Regions from separate parts of the Homo sapiens genome. Here region 2 is linked to region 1. Evidence: chromatin contacts called from ENCODE Hi-C or POLR2A ChIA-PET data. All regions are on one chromosome and are shown on one strand. The core of a region is the stretch at or near the end of the contact, and the rest is flanking DNA. Distances in the headings are between cores, read along the strand shown.

The links. A loop is a pair of places that touch in the nucleus more often than their neighbours do. ChIA-PET counts read pairs that join two places held with the same protein, here RNA polymerase II (POLR2A). Pooled maps may share reads with other maps.
Region 2: a pooled map shows a loop between it and region 1 (4-fold over the local background). The contact joins two enhancer-like sites. A Hi-C loop is called at or near these places in 1 of 50 pooled maps. POLR2A ChIA-PET finds 5 or more read pairs at or near these places in 2 of 52 experiments (A673 and activated naive CD8-positive, alpha-beta T cell).

What each region holds. Positions count from the first base shown.
Region 1 is chr19:44,735,581-44,738,280 of GRCh38, reverse strand. No RefSeq gene overlaps it. Among named protein-coding and RNA genes, the nearest start is that of CEACAM16-AS1, 12 kb to the right of the region's middle. RefSeq lists an enhancer at 652-1,153. Within about 2 kb of position 1,385, at least 8 of the 41 ENCODE cell types and tissues checked have a DNase peak (open chromatin) inside an H3K27ac peak, as active enhancers do.
Region 2 is chr19:45,305,448-45,308,147 of GRCh38, reverse strand. CKM (creatine kinase, M-type) reads left to right here. Exons shown (of 8, transcript NM_001824.5): 7 at 498-687; 8 at 1,220-1,735. The coding sequence ends at 1,398. Among named protein-coding and RNA genes, the nearest start is that of CKM, 16 kb to the left of the region's middle. Within about 2 kb of position 1,425, at least 2 of the 41 ENCODE cell types and tissues checked have a DNase peak (open chromatin) inside an H3K27ac peak, as active enhancers do.

The DNA.
Region 1 (2,700 bases), core at 136-2,635:
GGGACTAGGAGTGCTGTCCGAGTAAAATTAAGTTTTGTCCATCAAATTAGACTAGGAAATATAAATTTCCCCAGGAGGGAGCTGGTATGTGCCTCCTCCATCAGATTAGTGGTTCCTTCTTGACTTGAGTTGGGGGAAATCATGCCACCCCTATCAGCCTAGCCACTCCCTAAGTAGGAGCCCTCCCATTGAATTAGAAGCCCCTCTTCTCAAGCCCACCCTGGCAGGGTGGAGCATGGTGCCTATCCAGGAGGGACAGTCCCTTTCCTGAAACTCCAGCCTTTTCCCTGGAAGTCGGTGCCTCCCCTACTCAAGGCCACAACCTGCCCTGTGGCCACCAGCATTTAAAAATACAGATGCAAAAGTCCCTCAGGCTCCTGGGAAAGCCGAGGTCACACTGGGCCCTTCCTCATTTGAGCCGGGACATGGCACACTCACCTCCCTTGTTTCCAACCGTCATCCCAGTGTCCCAGTCGGGGCCACCCATACCCTCCAACACATTCCCAGGATACTGAGGATGGGGCAGGGCTGTCTCTACTGCCTCATCCCTGTGGAGTCAGGTGGTTGCAAGTCAGGAGCAAATCCCAACACGGCAGCCTCTCAGCCAAGCAATCCTGGGCAGGCTCAATTTCCACATCCAAAAAGAATGGGACTGGCCCAGGATTGTTGAGGTTGCATCTCCTCCCAGGGAGAGCCAGGCTCTGGGGTGGCTGGTGGGAAGAGAAATAGATGACCACTCTTACTGGCGTCACGCTCTGCAGGAGGTGGGGTGGGGGCGGGGAGGCGCTGGCTTGTGGCCTCTACTCTGAACATCACCTACCCTTGAACTTGTCACTTCAGCCCACTGTGGTCACACAGAGTCACAGCACATTTGCTCACTTCTGGGAAAATCAAATTGTATTTGCTGTTTCAGATCCCAAATTCTCCTGTGGGTTCCTGGTGCACCGTGCACCAGGTCTCTGTGCCAGGGCTCCATGCCAGGGCTCAGAACTTTTGCCCACCGCCCCCTGGAGAGCCACGTCATTTGAGGAACAGAGATTTGGAATCGTGGGATTAAAAAAAAATCCCTGAAAATTATGAAATATAACATGGGGAGAATTGCGTACAATTAAAATATATTGTTCTGTTTCAGAGACTTTTGTAAAGGAAACAGTTAGGTTAAGAAAGTGTTGCTGGGCCAGGCGCGGTGGCTCATGCCTGTAATCCTAGCACTGGAAGGCCGAGGGGGCGGATCACCTGAGGTTAGGAGTTCGAGAGCAGCCTGGGCAACATGGCAAAACCCCATCTCTACTAAAAATACAAAAATTAGTGGGGCATGGTGGTGCACGCCTTGTGGTCCCAGACACTCTGGAGGCTGGGAGAATAGCTGAACCGAGGAGGCGGAGGTTGCAGTGAGCAATATTGCTATTGCGCCAATGCACGCGAGCCTGGGTGACAGAGTAAGACTCTGTCTCAAAAAAAAAAAAAGAGAAAAAAAGAGAAATAGTGTTGCTAGTTCCTCAGAAGCTCCTTCATGCCTCTTCATGCCTCACAGCTCCCTCCCTCCTGGAAAGGTGACCTGTATTTTGTCTTTTATGGTATAATTTTCTTGCTTTTCTTTATATTTTTGCTACCTACGACTACTACGATTTTGAATTTTTAATAAAGGAAATCTTTTTTTTTTTTTAGATGGGGTCTCGCTTTGTCATCCAGGCTGGAGTGCAGTGGGTGTGACCATAGCTCTCTGGAGCCTTGAACTCCTGGCCTCAGCCAATCTTCTGGCCTCAGCCTCCCGACTAGCTGGGACCCCAGGTGCATTGCTACCATGCTTAGCTAATTTTTTTTTTTTTGAGACAGAGTTTTCCTATTGTCGCCCAGGCTGGGGTGCAATGGTGCGATCTCGGCTCACTGCAACCTCCGCCTCCTGGGTTCAAGCGATTTTCCTGCCTCAACCTCCTGAGTAGCTGGGACTACAGGCATGCGCCACCACGCCCGGCTAATTTTGTATTTTTAGCAGAGACGGGGTTTCACCATGTTGGTCAGGCTGGTCTCGAACTCCTGACCTCAGGTGATCCGCCTGGCTCAGCCTCTCAAAGTGTTGGGATTACGGGCGTGAGCCACCATGCCTGTCCTAAAGGGAATCTTATTGTACAACCTCTTGGATCTGGCTTCTTTGACTCAATTTTATGTCTGTGAATTTCATTCATATTCTTTTCTGTTTTTTCTTTTTTTTTTTTTTTTTGAGCTAAAGTTTAAAGTTTCGATCTTTTTGCCCGGGCTGGAATGCAACGGCGCAATCTTGGCTCACTGCAACCTCTGCCTTCTGAGTTCAAGTGATTTTCCTGCCTCAGCCTCCTGAGTACGGTTACAAGTGTGCACCACCACACCTGGCTAATTTTGTATTTTTAGTAGAGATGGGGTTTCACCATGTTGGCCAGGCTGGTCTCAAACTCCTGTCCTCAGGTGATCCATACCCCTTAGCCTCCCAAAGTGCTGGGATTACAGGTGTGAGCCACCTTGCCTGGCTTTTCATTCATATCCTTGAATCTATTGGAGTGTGTTTATTTTTTCATTGCTGTATACTATTCTCTTGCATGGATATAGCACAATTTATTTTATTTTATTTTTTTTGAGACTGAGTCTTGCTCTGTCACCTAGGCTAGAGTGCAGTGGCATGATCCTGGCTCACTGCAATCTCTGCCTTCTGGGTTCAAGCGAGTC
Region 2 (2,700 bases), core at 176-2,675, 570 kb before region 1:
GGCTCACGCCTGTAATCCCAGCACTTTGGGAGGCTGAGGAGGGTCAGGAGTTCAAGACCAGCCTGGCCAACATGGTGAAACCCCGTCTCTATACTAAAAAATTAATAAATAAATAAATTATCCAGGCGTAGTGGCGCGCGCCTGTAGTCCCAGCTACTCGGGAGGCTGAGGCAGGAGAATCGCTTGAACCTGGGAGGCAGAGGTTGCAGTGAGACGAGATCACGCCATTGCACTCCAGCCTGGGTGACACAGAGAGACTCTGGAAAAAAAAAAAAAAAAAACCCGCCTTCAAAGCGTTCTTAGTCCCCGCCCCTCAAAATCCTGCCTTGGTCCCCATTGTCTAGCCAGCACCCTCGGAATCTCCTACCTCCCTGTTCCCCTCAGAATCCCACCTCCACCACGTTCCCACGCCCTGTCCCTCCGGACCCTGTCCATGTTGCGGGTGCATTTGGGGGTGCCTGCCGGCGCTGACCCCTGGTCCTCTCTCTGAACCTCAGATTGAGGAGATCTTTAAGAAAGCTGGCCACCCCTTCATGTGGAACCAGCACCTGGGCTACGTGCTCACCTGCCCATCCAACCTGGGCACTGGGCTGCGTGGAGGCGTGCATGTGAAGCTGGCGCACCTGAGCAAGCACCCCAAGTTCGAGGAGATCCTCACCCGCCTGCGTCTGCAGAAGAGGGGTACAGGTACGGCTCCCACATCCTTTGCACCACGACGGAGGGGGAGCGAGGGCCCTTTGCAGGGATGCAAGGAGAGGTGCGACATCCCTGCGAGTTCTGGGGATCCGGCAAGGGCTGACCCTCTGTGAGCTTGCATTTCTTCCTCTGTAAAATGGGTGTCAATATGCCTATGTGATAGGAGTCAATGTGGGATTTTCATGATTATATAATATGCATTGCACATGCCCTTGGACCTCCCTCGGGGCCTCAGTTTCCCCATTTATAAAGCGAGGAGTGGTCAGGATTCGACCCTAGGCCGCCTGGCTCCAGAACCCACTCTCTTACCCACTATACTATGTTTGATAACTGAGTGGCGTGGTACCCCATCTGAAGTCAGAGACTCGTGAGCTCACGAATGAACAGGCATTACCTGTGTGCAGGTAACCTGTTACACAGTAGGCACTCACTACATGCGGCTGTTGCATTTGGCACGGGGGCCACGTCCCAGCCCCTCTGCACCTTCGCTGCCTCTTCACGCCCCTGTCCCTTGCTCCCACAGGTGGCGTGGACACAGCTGCCGTGGGCTCAGTATTTGACGTGTCCAACGCTGATCGGCTGGGCTCGTCCGAAGTAGAACAGGTGCAGCTGGTGGTGGATGGTGTGAAGCTCATGGTGGAAATGGAGAAGAAGTTGGAGAAAGGCCAGTCCATTGACGACATGATCCCCGCCCAGAAGTAGGCGCCTGCCCACCTGCCACCGACTGCTGGAACCCAGCCAGTGGGAGGGCCTGGCCCACCAGAGTCCTGCTCCCTCACTCCTCGCCCCGCCCCCTGTCCCAGAGTCCCACCTGGGGGCTCTCTCCACCCTTCTCAGAGTTCCAGTTTCAACCAGAGTTCCAACCAATGGGCTCCATCCTCTGGATTCTGGCCAATGAAATATCTCCCTGGCAGGGTCCTCTTCTTTTCCCAGAGCTCCACCCCAACCAGGAGCTCTAGTTAATGGAGAGCTCCCAGCACACTCGGAGCTTGTGCTTTGTCTCCACGCAAAGCGATAAATAAAAGCATTGGTGGCCTTAGCTTTGTGCGATAGTTATTGAGGGAGGACGTGCAATTGGCCACTGTGTGGTCTCAGAGTGGTTTGTCCTGTCTAGGCATGTACTAAACATGTCTTATCCCGGGTCTAAAATGAGGCAAAGTTAGGTCACAGAATCTAGTCCAAAAATTAGAAGGCTCTATGGGGAATCTGAGACCCAGAGAGACACTGAGCCCAGTGTCACTCACCCAAAGCATGGGCCCTTTCCAACTATGGCTTTGAATTAGTCATGCTCAGATCTCAAACACGAGGTCCACGCTGGGGAGGAATGCAGCCAAACGAAATGTCTGAAACTTGAATTTAGCCCAACGGTCTCCAGTTTTGAGACCTCCCATGCAGCTCGTCACATCTACCTATATTCTGCTTCTCAGTGGCCTCCTTCTGTCCCGTCTGACTTCATCCCTCTGTAGCTGCTGCCAGTCCCTTACTTTCTCAAGAACCTGCCATGGCTCCCCATTTCTCCTAGAAAGCTTTTCTGTTATTTTGCAACTCAAGGCCACACTGAAATGCATACCATTTGCTGGAGGCTCACCTTTCCAGTTCTTTCCCCATTACTCCTCTGATTCTTTCACACCTGACACCCTCCAATTCCCACCTCAATGTCTTTGACCAAGCTGTTTCCCTCTCCAATCTGTGAGTCTGAGCATCCCCATGAAGTCTTTAGGGATAGGCCTTTTGGAGAACTCAGTCCCAGGAAGGAACAGGAAAGAGGTGTGGTAGAGCAATTGGTGGAGGGAGAAGAGTTAATAGAAGTCAAGCAGTAGCTGAACATGCATTGGGTGTTGGGCACGTCAATCACCTCCACCCAGTCAAACAGGCCAATGTCTACGTTAACAAGGACACAGTCGGTGGGCCCCAAAAGACAAACGTTTTAGGGAAAAAAAAAAGTGAGGTGGGAGTAAATGGAAGAACCGACAAAGCCCTCAGGAACCTAAGGTGCTTTTTCAA